Linked DNA regions of Homo sapiens: region 2 is linked to region 1. Evidence: chromatin loops called from intact Hi-C (ENCODE). Cell type or tissue: Caco-2. All regions are shown on one strand. Each heading gives the region's core, and the rest is flanking DNA. Links, peaks and the distances in the headings are about the cores only.

Region 1 (6,672 bases), core at 805-5,804:
ATGTGCCAGCGCCTCCCAAGGGAGAAGCCATTCTCCAGCAGCTGGACAGGACCAGAGCCTGCCCCGCATGTCCGGCCGGGGTTCTACCCAGAGCCAGCCTGGCACAGCCTCGGTCCCTAATCATGTTTGCTGAATGCCTTGAATACAAGCGCCGGTGCCCAGAATCTCCTTGAGGTTTCAGCTGGGCGTGCCGGGCCCATCCCCCACTCTGGGGAGCAGAATGATTGTGGGGGGTGGTAACAGGGGACACCCTGAGGTGGTGGTGGCCTTGGTAGGACAGGCAGGCAGAGCTGGGGGTGGGGGCGCCCTGGGCTCGGCTAATTAAACAGCGACCGTGATGAATTGGAGAGAAACTGCTGCTTGCTAATTAAAGGTGCAGGCAACTTGCCTGGCAAGGATGGGAGGCAGAAGTCCTGGAAACATGTTGAGGTCCAGGCCAGCGAGGACAGAGCTTGGCCAAAGTCCCCCACCGTGCCCATTCTGGGCATCCCTCCCATTGCCCTCCCCCGCCCAGCAGGGGCCCGCAGCCCCCTCCCCACTTCCCTATCTCTCCGACCCACCTTGCTGAGCCTGAGGCCTCCAACTTCCCCCCACCCCTCCCCACCAACCCAAATCCTTTCCTGATAAGGGCCTGGGTGTTGCGGAGGAGGAGGCTGGCGCTGGTGGCTGGGCTGGGGGTGGACTCGCTGAGCCTTTGAGGTCCTCCTTCCCGCCCCACCGCCAAGGTCCCAGAGGTGGGCAGTGAGTCCAGCCAAGACTGATGTGGCCTGTTGGGAACAAGGCCCCCAAGAAGATCATAGAATCTTAGTACCTGAGACTCGCAAGGGGCTTTAGGTCTTCCCTAATTTCCCAACAGTCCCCAGTGTCAGCCCAGGTGTGGGAGACAGGGACAGCACTTCTTACCCGGCTCAGCATTCCAGTTTTTGTAAAGGGAAAACTGGCCAGGCGAGGTGGCCACTGCCTGTGATCCAGCATGTTGGGAGGCTGAGGCAGGAGAATCGCTTGAGCCCGGGAGTTCAAGACAGGCCTAGGAAACATAGGAGACCCTCTCTCTAAAAAAAAAAAAAAAAAAAAAAAAATTAGCTGGGTGTGTTGGCTTGCGCCTGAGGGTTCAGCTACTCATGGGGTAGCTACTCAAGTGGGAGGATCACTTCAGCCCAGAAGGTTGAGGCCGTAGTGAGCCATGATCGCCCCACTACACTCCAAAGTGGGCAACAGAGCGAAACCCTATTCAAAAAAAAAAAGGAAAAGAAACGAGAAAATTGGAGCAAATGATCTCTGAGCCTTGAAGATTCTTACAGGGTGGACAAGAAAACCCCCTGAAGCTGCTCATCCCTGCCCCAAGTCACTTCAAAGCAGGGCTGTAGGCTCAGACACCTTTACCAACCAACGTGACCTCAGGCAAGGGAGCTCATTGTCACATGCCTGGGTTTCCCCATTTGCAAGGCTGGGGATGGCAACAGAGCCCACCTCAAAGGGTCTCTGAGAAGACTGGAGGAGATAACAAAGGTGAAGTGTCCAGCACAGCAACTGGTCTGACCTGAATAGCCAGCCACTGCCATCTGAAAGGTCTGGGGAACTGGGGGGTGACCTGGCACCTAGCCTGTCCGAGTCTTACCTCTTCATGTGGCAGCTGCAGTCTGGCACTCTGAGGAGGAGGATTAGAGAGCTTAAGTGACTTCTGCAAAGCCACACCACTACGGAAGAGGAAGAGGCAGCCTTGGATCCCTTGAGTGAGGAGAGGATGGGACCTGGATTCCTATGTTGACATTTGTTGAGCATCTACTGGATGCAGGGTCCTGAACAAGACCCCAGGAAGGGACTAAGATGAATCTGAGATTCACTCTGCCTTTAAGGGGACCCCAGTCTGGAAGGAGAGAGAAAACACACATACAAATAACTAGAATGCAAAGCAAATGTGGCTGGATGCAGTGGCTCACACCTGTCACTTTGGGAGGCTTAGGCAGGAGGATCACTTGAGATCAGGAGTTCGAGACCAGCCTGGCCAACACAACAAAACCTCGTCTCTACTAAAAATACAAAAATTAGCTGGGTGTGGTGGTGCACGCCTGTAGTACCAACTACTTGGGAGACTGAGGCACGAGAATCACTTGAACCTGGTGGGGCAGAGGTTACAGTGAACTGAGATCGTGCCAGTGAGCTGAGATCATGCACTTCAGCCTGGGCGACAGAGCAAGACTCCATCTCAAAAAAAAAAAAAAAAAAAAAAAAAAGCAAATACCCCTGGCATCAGAGGGGGCCCAGCAGCCCTCCATGCAAAGGGGCTGGGGTGAGACTCTTGGGATGGCGGGGAGATGCTGCTGTGTCTTGGAGCTCAATTTGCAAGGCAAAGGTTTTGATTTTATTTGAACGATAAAATCAGCCCTGGGGGTCATGGGGGTGCTGATGGAGCCTCCTCTGGCTTTTTTGGGAAGTTCTGGGTGGTCCCTGACCTCTGTGATTCCTGCTTCGAAGGTTCTGGGATCTATCCTGGAGGTATCTAGGAGTCCCGGATGCTGTGGTTTTTGGAGACTACACTGTCCAGACCCCCAGCATGAATACATTCACGTCCACAAAAAACAGTGAGGGCCCCCTTCCAGGTAGCCAGACACGCACCAGTTTGGGGGGCTTCCTGCTGCTGGGCAATTTGGTGGGGAGAGGATGCAGCACCAGTGAGAGGCCCTCTCAGAGATGGTGGAAGCCTCTCAAGGCTGAGAGATGCAAGGCTGCTGGCCCCGATGTTGCAAAGCCTGAGCCTCAGGCGGCAACCCAAAGCGGGCAGGGTGAGTGCTAGGTCACTGGCCTTGGGGATGGTGCCTCCGTCACTCCCTTCCTGGAGATCAGAGCTCAGCCAGAGGAGCGGGCTGGTCTAGCCACAGGAAGTCTGTGCAAGCACAGCCAGCAGCTCCTGGAAAATAGGCGCTGCTCTCAGCCTCCCCAGGGCACCCTGCACCCAAGCTGGGCCAAATGATGGTCTGGGGCGCCCTCTGGTGGCTCCTCTGGGCAGTGGTGGATGCTGAAGCCACTGTGAATTTAAGGGTGGGTGGGGCAGAGATGGTCAGAGTTGGAAGATTTCAAGGTGGACCACTCTTTCCACTACACAGATGGGAAAACCAAGGCCCAGAGGGAAGTGACCTGCCTACAGTTGCACAGCCAGTGACTAATACAAGAACAGAACCCAGAAGTTCCTCTGTACCAATGCTTTTTTTTAGGGGGTCTCAAGACATCCCACCCTAGGGGAGGGAAGGCTGAGTGTCCAGGGCTCACTCCCAGTGCATATGGACAGCTGAACTGTAGGTCGCTGAGTATCTGTGTGACATAGCATGCAGCACTTCCCTCCCAGGCTTGGTTCTTTGCCTCTAAAGCCTGGGGTTACTGTGTTGGCAAGGGATGGGGGACTAGGCCTCCTGCTTGCACACTGCTAGAACTGAGGGTGTAAACCAGCCAATCTTTCGGGGAGTTCTAAGAAGAGTGTTCCTACAGCTGGTATCATACTTCATGGTGAGAGATTGGGTGCTTTCCCCAAGACCAGGAACAAGACAAGGATGTCCACTCTTACGGCAAAGTTGAATTCACGACTTGTATTCAACACTGTACTGGGTACAATGGCAAGAAAATAAAGTCATCCAGATTGCAAAAGAAGAAGTAAAACTATCCCTACTTGCAGATGACATGATCTTATATATAGAAAATCTTGGTTGGGAGCAGTGGCTCATGCCTGTAATCTCAGCACTTTGGGAGGCCAAGGCAGGTGGATCACCTAAGGTCAGGAGTTTAAGACCAGCCTGGCCAGCAAGGCAAAACCATGTCTCCACTAAAAATACAAAAATTAGCCAGGCGTGGTGGTGTGTGCCTGTAACCCCAGCTACTCAGGAGGCTGAAGCACAAGAATTGCTTGAACTTGGGGTGCAGAGTTTGCAGTGAGCCAAGATCACGCCACTGCACTCCAGCCTGGGTGATGGAGCGAAAAAAAAAAAAAGAGAAAATCCTAAAGAATCCACTAAAAAAAAGTTATAACTAATAATTGGGTTTGGCAAAGTTGCAGGATACAAGATCAATATACAAAAATCAATTGAGCTTCTACACATTTGCAATGAACACTTCAAAAATGTAATTATGAAAATAATTCAATTTATACTAGCATCAAAGAGAATAAAATGCTTAGGAATAAAAGAAGTACAAAACTTATAATCTGAAAACTACAAAACATTGTTTAAAGAAATTAAAGATGCCATAAATAAATGGAAAAATACCAATGTTCATAGATCTAAAGACCCAATACCATTAAGATGGCAAGACTCCCCAAATTGATCTTCAGATTCAACACAATCTCCATCAAAATTCCAACTTGGTTCTTTACAGAAATTGACAAGCTGATCCTAAAATTCATATGGAAATTTAAGGGACTCAGAAAAGCTAAAACAGTCCTGAAAAAGAATAATGGTGGGCCAGGCGTGGTAGCTTATGTCCGTAATCCCAGCACTTTGGGAGGCCGAGGTGGGCAGATCACTTGAGTCCAGGAGTTTGAGACCAGCCTGGGTGATATGGTGAAACCTCATCTCTACAAAAAATACAAAAATTTAGCTGGGTGTGGTGGCATGTGCCTGTAGTCCCAGCTACTCAGGAGGCTGAGGTGGGAGGATCACTTGAACCTGGGAGGTAGAGATTGCAGTGAACCAAGAATGTGCCACTGCATTCCAGCCCGTGTGACACAGCAAGATCCTTCCCCAAAAAAAGAAGAAGAAAAAATGAACAATGTTGGAGTGCACACACTTCCAATTTCAAAAATTACTATAATAAACTACAGTAATCAGGACAATGTGGTACTGGCATAAGGACAGACATAGAGATCAATGAAATATAAATAAGAGTCCTGAGAGTCCAGAAATAAACCCTCACATTTGGTTCAGCCGCAAGAGCCGAACATATTTAATGGTGGAGTTCAATGGGGAAAACAGAGTCTTGCAAAAGAAAGAGGTCAGACCCCTGCCTCACACCATACACAAAAATTAAAGTGGATGAAAACAAATGTAGGAGCTAAAACTATAAAACTCTGAGAACATAGACATAAATCTTCATGACCTTGGATTAGGCAATAGTTTCATAAATATGATACCAAAAGCACAAGCAACCAAAGAAAAAATAGACTAGGCTTCATCAGAATTTAAAATTTTGCATCAGGCATGGTGGCTCACACCTGAAATCCCAGCACTTTGGGAGGCTGTGGCAGGAGGATCGCTTGAGACTGGACACTATCAAAAAAGTGAAAAGACAACCCACAGGATAGGAGAAAATAACTGACAATCATATATCTGATAACAGATTCTAACCAGCATATATAAAGAACCCTTACAACTCAATAATAAAAGACAAATAGCCCAGTTTAAAAATGGGCTGAGCCAAGTGTGGTGCTCACTCCTGTAATCCCAGCACTTTGGGAGGCTGAGGTGGGCAGATCACCTGAGGTCATGAGTTCAAGACCAACCTGGCCAACATGGAGAAACCCCATCTCTACTAAAAATATAAAAATTAGCCCGGCGTGGTGGCAGACGCCTGTAATCCCAGCTACTCAGAAGGCTGAGGCAGGAGAATCACTTGAACCCAGGAGGTGGAGGTTGCAGTGAGCCAAGATCACACCACTGCACTCCAGCCTGGGTGACAGAGCAAGACTCCACCTCAAAATTTAAAAAATAAAAATAGAAACAGGCAGATATGGTTGGGATGTTTGTCTCCTCCAAATCTCATGTTGAAATGTGATCTCCAGCGCTGGAGGTGGGGCCTGCTGGGAGATGTTTGGGTCACGGAGGTGACTCCCTCATGAATGGCTTGGTGCCCTCCTCACAGTAATGAGGGAGTTCTTGCTCTGTTAGTTCACAAGAGAGCTGGTTGTCTGAAGGAGGCTGGCAGTGCCCACCCTTTCTCTTGCTCACACTGGCTCCCCTTTGCCTTCTGCCATGATTGGAAGCTTCCTGAGGCCTACTCCAGGAGCAGGTGCTGGTGCCATGTGTCCTGTACAGCCTGTAGAACTGTGAGCCAAATAAACCTCTTTTCTTTACAAATTACTCAGTCTCAGCTATTCCTTTATAGCAATGCAAACAGACTAATGCATGGGCATAGGATGTAAATAGACATTTCTCCAAAGAAGACATACAAATGGCCAATAAGCACATGAAAAGATACTCAACATCATTAGTCATTAGGAAAATGCAAGTCAAAACCACAATGAGATAGCACTTTGTACCCACTAGGTTAGTTATAATAAAAAAGACAGATAATAACAAGTGTTGATGAGAATATGGAGAAATCAGAACCCTCATACACTGCTGGTAAGAATGTAAAACGTTTTGGAAAAAGCCTGGCAGTTCAAAAGGTTATATATAGAGTTACATGATCCAGCAATTCTGCACCTAAAAGGTATATACCCAAGAGAAATGAAAACATGTATTCACATAAAAACTTACATAAGGCCGGGCGCAGTGGCTCATGCCTGTAATCCCAGCACTTTGGGAGGCCAAGGCAGGTGGATTTTCGGAGTTCAGCAGTTCGAGAACACCCAGGGCAACATGGTGAAACCCTGTCTCTACCAAAAATAGAAAAAAAATAGCCAGGTGTGGTGGCATGTACCTGTAGTCCCAGCTACTCAGGAGGCTGAGGCATGAGAATCGCTTGAGC
Region 2 (5,836 bases), core at 837-5,836, 830 kb before region 1:
AAGACCCCTGGCTGCAGGGAAAGACCCTGGCCCCCCAGACCCAAAGAAAGCTCCGGATCCACCCACCCTGAAGAAAGATGCCAAAGCCCCTGCCTCAGAGAAAGGGGATGGTACCCTGGCCCAACCCTCAACTAGCAGCCAAGGCCCCAAAGGAGAGGGTGACAGGGGCGGGGGGCCCGCGGAGGGCAGTGCTGGGCCCCCGGCAGCCCTGCCCCAGCAGACTGCGACACCTGAGACCAGCGTCAAGAAGCCCAAGGCTGAGCAGGGAGCCTCAGGCAGCCAGGATCCTGGAAAGCCCAGGGTGGGCAAGAAGGCAGCAGAGGGCCAAGCAGCAGCCAGGAGGGGCTCACCTGCCTTTCTGCATAGCCCCAGCTGTCCTGCCATCATCTCCAGGTGAATATCCCCTCCTGGGAGTGGGGAGGGGTCCTGTGGTTCTGTCCCTAGGGGTCCTGCTTAATTCCCTTGTCTTAGGCATGGTTATCATCACATTCAGTGCTGGGGAGTGTAGTTCTGACATTCAGTTTCCTCTGTCCTGTGAATTGCCTCTACCGCCTTGTCCCCTGCAGAAACCAGAACCCTGCCACAATTCATACAAGACTGGAGTAAGAGAGACCCTCAAAGACTGCCTAGGTTGAACATATCTTCTCTAGGCTTCTGGGGTCCGAAGTTCCCCTTACTCCATGGGCTTGGGTCTAGCCAAGGGCAGGGTTGAGATGGCAGGCAGAAAGGCTAAAGGTGTCAGGCAAAAGGCTGTGTATTTCCTAGGACATCCAGTATTTTCCTGTTCTTCTTAATATAATTATTGGTAAGATATGAAAAGATGACTAATAACCAGATTGGAGGATCATTGATAATATTTTCATAACCATAATATAGCACATGTGTGATGCCATCAGTTATACTTACCTGAATGCTAATGAGGTCATTAATGATATATTGTAAGCCACAATAAGAACATTTACCATATCACTTTGATAATTATGTATCAATTATATCACAACAGATTTTATGAATCAAGAGCTACATAACTCCCTAGTTGTATCCACATGATGATTAACCATATCAACAATCCTATTAATAGTTATTAATGATGTATTAGTGTGTTGGTAGTCAAGATAATGACCACAGCCATGAACATCCCTTAATTTTGTACCAGGTGAATTTGGCTGTATTACACCATGCATTTGGGGTGGGGTTGGATTAGCTCTGCAGATTGCATTGAGACTTGCCTGATGCCACAGGCTGTGGCCGCTGAGGGCTTCACCTCTGTGTTCTCACCTTCTAGTTCTGAGAAGCTGCTGGCCAAGAAGCCCCCAAGCGAGGCATCAGAGCTCACCTTTGAAGGGGTGCCCATGACCCACAGCCCCACGGATCCCAGGCCAGCCAAGGCAGAAGAAGGAAAGAACATCCTGGCAGAGAGCCAGAAGGAAGTGGGAGAGAAAACCCCAGGCCAGGCTGGCCAGGCTAAGATGCAAGGGGACACCTCGAGGGGGATTGAGTTCCAGGCTGTTCCCTCAGAGAAATCCGAGGTGGGGCAGGCCCTCTGTCTCACAGCCAGGGAGGAGGACTGCTTCCAGATTTTGGGTAGGCCAGGGGCAGGTGGGGGCTGGGGCTGCCCTGGGGCCAGGGGGAGGGAAGGGGGCTGTCAGTCCCAAGTCTACCTATTCGGAGGTCTGAACTGCCCTGAGCCAAGCCTTACCCAGGCCCATTCATCTAAGGGTCACACAACTCCAGAAAGTATTCCTTTTTTAACGTATGTTTATTCATTTGTTTATTTGTTTTAAAAGATAGGGTCTTGCTACGTTGCCCAGGCTGGCTTCAAACTCCCAGCCTCAAGTGATCCTCCCACCTTGGCCTCCCGAGTAGCTGGGACTACAGGCGTGTACAACCATACCTGGCTTTCTTCAATCTTATTTTTTAAGATGTATTTTTATTTTTAAATTTAGTATTCCCTTTTGATAGATGGGGAAAGGAAGGCTCAGAAAAAGGAAAATGAAGTGCCCAAACATATCCAGTGAAGACAGGATTTGAACCTGTCAGGCCACCCAGACTCCAGAACCCACTTTTGAGTTTTTTCTACTTTGACTAAAATGAAGTTAAAAAAAAGAAAAATCAGGCAGATTATTGGAGCAACACAAACTCCCTGGGCAATGGAATTTGGAGTCAATCTGTAGAAGGGCTCAAATGCCAGGCTTAGTAGCTAAACTGTATAGTGGGGTGGGGTCGTGGGAGCTATAGAGGGCTCATGCGCTGAGGAGCACAGGTGCCTGTGTGTGGGAGCAGTGACCAAGGAAGCTGGGCATGTGCAATGGGGCAGGACTGTGGAGTGGCCTTCATTGATGATTAGACAAGCAGCCCGTGGCTTGTTCATGGGCTGCAGAGAGCACTGAGTGTGAGTGAGCTTGGCCAGCAGGTGAATAGGGAAAGGGCCTGGGCAGGGGTGCGGCAGGGCTGGGGGTGGGGTGAGATGGGGTCAGGAGAACCCAGAGTGTCCTGACACCCCCCTGCCTCCAGGCTGAAGTGCCCTGGGAGACCCGCCAGCCTGCCTGGTGAGCGGCACCGTGCCACCCAGACAGGGTGGGAGGACCTGGCGGCTGGGCGGCAGCCAGGAGCCCTGCCTCCGCCCCTAGCAGCCGCAGAGACCTCCGCCCCGCCCCGAAATCGCATCCTAGAGTGACAGGATCTGAACCACCTCCAAAGGCCGTTTGATTTATCACCAGCCCGGCTTCCCTGCCGCCTCTTGCTATTTATAAAGAGGTTTCCATTCCTGATGACCGCCTGCCGGCCTGCCAGCCTTCAGGGCGAGCGGTTCCCCACACTTGCCGCTAGGTGGCGCCCTCTCCCCACCAAACAGCACGGTCCCCGGTCCCGCCCCGCCATGGGTGGTCTGGCCAGATTGCGGTGTTATTAGGATGGAGGGTGGGCAGGTCCCACCACCTACCCCATTATTCAGACATAGCAACCCCACTGCCTGGCATTCCGCTTTATAGCTGCTGTGTTTGATTGTTTTTGGTGGAAATGCAGATAGCTTGGGATGGAGTCCTTGTGTCTTATAATGCAGAGGGTCCAAAAAGTCCAAGCTCCCATCCCGTTTGTTCTGCCAGGAGAAGCTGGTCCTCCCTGATAGGAGTGTTGTGTTGGTGGCAGAACTGATATTGGAAACTGGGCCCCATAGCCCCTATCCTGGAGCCAGGTGTCCCCCAGGTATCACTTGGTGAACTTAACTTCCCTAGATGGGGCCCAGGCCAGCAGGAGGGGTGGTGCCAAGGGGAATCCTCAGCAGCCCCTGGCACTGACCATGAGGGCTGTGCTCTGTCCCCCAGATGATTGCCCGCCACCTCCGGCCCCCTTCCCTCACCGCATGGTGGAGCTGAGGACCGGGAATGTCAGCAGTGAATTCAGTATGAACTCCAAGGAGGCGCTCGGAGGGTGAGATCTGGGACCCCAGCTGGGCACTCATGGACAGAGAGTACACCGGGCTCCTGTGGCTTCACATTTCCCCTGTGCAAGGCCCAGACACACACCCCGCTGAGACATGGCCACATGGACATGTTCACCTCTGTGTGGGACACACACTGTGTGCAGCTGTCACATGCTGATGTGCACTCAGTGTTGCTGTCACTTACTCAGACGCACCGTCAGCCATTCAGTGCTTCCGTAGGAAATACACAGCATTTTTCTGTCTGTCTCAGCTCCAGGCACCACACTGACCCCCTCATGGTGATTCCTGCTTTGTAAAAAGCCCTGACTCAGTCTTATACCTCTGCAGATCCTCCCTCTGCCTGAAGGTGCCCTCCCCCAGGGCCCAGGGCCTGCCTGCCCTAAACCTCTAAGGGTCGCATCCCAGGGCCATCCTCCCTACACGCCTGCTCTTCCTGTGCACGTGGTCTGTGTGGTTCAAAGAACCTGCTTCAGCCATTGTCCTGGCAGAACAGCTCACAGCTTCAGGAGGGAGTCAGGGCTGGCTGGGGTGAGTGCTCCCATCTCACCAAAGGGGATCCAGAGGCACCACTGGGTCTGGGACCAAGTTAGGATCAGAGCAAAGGATGCCACTGACCCCGGTGGGCTCTGGGGTCCCCTCACTTACAGCCTCTTCTCTTTCCAGTGGCAAGTTTGGGGCAGTCTGTACCTGCATGGAGAAAGCCACAGGCCTCAAGCTGGCAGCCAAGGTCATCAAGAAACAGACTCCCAAAGACAAGGTAGTGAGGTTGCGGGGGTGGTGGCTGCCCAGGATGGGGAGGGGATCCTTGGAGTGGGCACCTCTCGCCTCCCTCCACCAGCGCTGCTGAACCTGGGGCCTGGTATGGGAGTTTGTTGCAGTGAAAATACTACACAGATAGAGAGATGGATGGACAGCCCTGCAGCAGGGGCCTGAGGACCCTACCCATAACCAGATACTTCAGTTAGTGAACTTATCTGGGGACTTCCCTTTTAGGCATGGGATATTCATGCCCTCTGGTTCAATTCAACAAACACTGATGAGTGTGGGCTCTGGGCCAGGCCCTGTGCTGGGCACTGGGGGTCTGGGAGTGAAGTGGGTGTGGTCTCCACCCTCAGGGAGCTGAAGCCAAGGTAAACAAGCCTGGCCTAGAGCTTTGCCTCTAGTACCCACGGCCTGGGCTGGGTTCAGAGGAGGCCACGAGCAGTGTTTGTTGAAGGAATGAAAGGATGCAGGCAGGTAGAGTGAGGGAGTCTGCTGTGTGAGGAGGTAATAGCAACCTCGTGTGACCACAGCTGTGACTCAGGGAAACTGCGGGGTAGCATTTTGGGGTTCAAGAGAGCTTCTGACTCAGGCCGAGGGGTCAGGGAAGCTTCCTGGACCAGCTGCCTTTTGAGCGAGGGCTTTGAGGAGACGTTCCAGTGGAGAAGGCAGGGGCAGAGTTTCAGGCAGAGGGGACTATGGGAGGAAAGGCTCGAGGGCCAGAGATAGCAGGAGGTGCTGGGGAGTGAGGTTCTGGGCATCCCAGGCAGAAGCCACAGTGTGGGCACAGGCCCGACCCCAGTGAAAGCGTGAGAAGCAGCTCTAGCCGCTGCAGCCCTGGGTCCCCATTATGGCTCTAAGCACACTGGAAGGAGTGCATTTTCTATGTGACAACGTCCTTTTTCGTCTCTTCCACTTACAGGGCCTGGGTCCGTGTTATTGTCTCCTAGGTCCCAGGCCTCTGTCACAGGCTCTGGCTCAGCATAGATGTTCAGTACCTACCTGCGGCTCAATTAACTGGGGCCAGTTTTCAGTTGATAATTATTGAGCACTTCTCTGCCATTCAGTGGGTCAGGGGCTGGGGAAATGTCAGTGACCTAAAAACACCCCTGCCCTCATGGGCTGACATGCTACAGTGGAGGGAGAGACAACTAAAACATAAAGCAAAAAGAAAAAAGAAAAGAAAAGAGAAGAAAAGAAGGCCTGGCATCAGGTACTGAGAAGTGCTAGGAGGGAAAATAAAGCCAGGTAAGGTAGAGGGGGTACAGGGCTGATGGGGGCGCTTTTAGATAGGGAGGTGAGATCAGTCCTCTCTGAGAAAGACATATGTGAGGTGAGAACTGAATGAAGGGGTGGGTAAAGGCAGAAGGGGAGCCATCCTGGCAGTGAAACAAGGGTTAGTGTTTAACCACTGGATCTGGGTAGGGCAGGTGTGGAGAGAGGCCCGATTTACAGCATTTGCCATTTCTCATGGTGTAAGTATTCCTATTATAGCCGATATATCAGCCTACCGATGTGACAGCTGGCTTGCGACTTTCTGAAAGTGACAAATAATGGTGTCTTAAACTAGGAAGGCAGTGGTGGAGGAGGTGCGAATGATTGGATGTATAATCTAGCTTGAAGGTAGATGATGCT

Evidence for each region. Hi-C counts contacts between places; a loop is a spot of excess contacts. Peaks named below come from ENCODE experiments on the same cell type or tissue, not always from the same donor. Only the 100,000 strongest peaks of a DNase experiment are listed, where the experiment ranks them.
Region 2: it touches region 1 in a loop (25-fold over the local background); 20 of 110 quality-filtered maps call a loop at or near these places.

What each region holds. Positions count from the first base shown.
Region 1 is chr20:32,650,115-32,656,786 of GRCh38, forward strand. C20orf203 (chromosome 20 open reading frame 203) reads right to left here. Exons shown (of 6, transcript NM_182584.4): 2 at 1,619-1,867; 3 at 904-1,052; 4 at 1-767. The coding sequence starts at 1,038. The coding sequence ends at 318. Among named protein-coding and RNA genes, the nearest start is that of C20orf203, 20 kb to the right of the region's middle. RefSeq lists an enhancer at 2,620-2,669 and a silencer at 2,960-3,059. In Caco-2, for the core only: a CTCF peak has its summit at 2,985 (motif pointing left); a DNase peak (open chromatin) is centred at 2,957.
Region 2 is chr20:31,820,154-31,825,989 of GRCh38, forward strand. It overlaps MYLK2 (myosin light chain kinase 2), which reads left to right. Exons shown (of 13, transcript NM_033118.4): 3 at 1-393; 4 at 1,286-1,584; 5 at 3,324-3,429; 6 at 4,106-4,199. Among named protein-coding and RNA genes, the nearest start is that of MYLK2, 3.7 kb to the left of the region's middle. RefSeq lists enhancers at 1-228, 2,558-2,617, 3,085-3,612, 3,613-4,139, 4,340-4,840 and a silencer at 2,918-2,967. In Caco-2, for the core only: a CTCF peak has its summit at 2,832 (motif pointing right); DNase peaks (open chromatin) are centred at 2,368, 2,768, 3,478, 3,895 and 2 weaker places.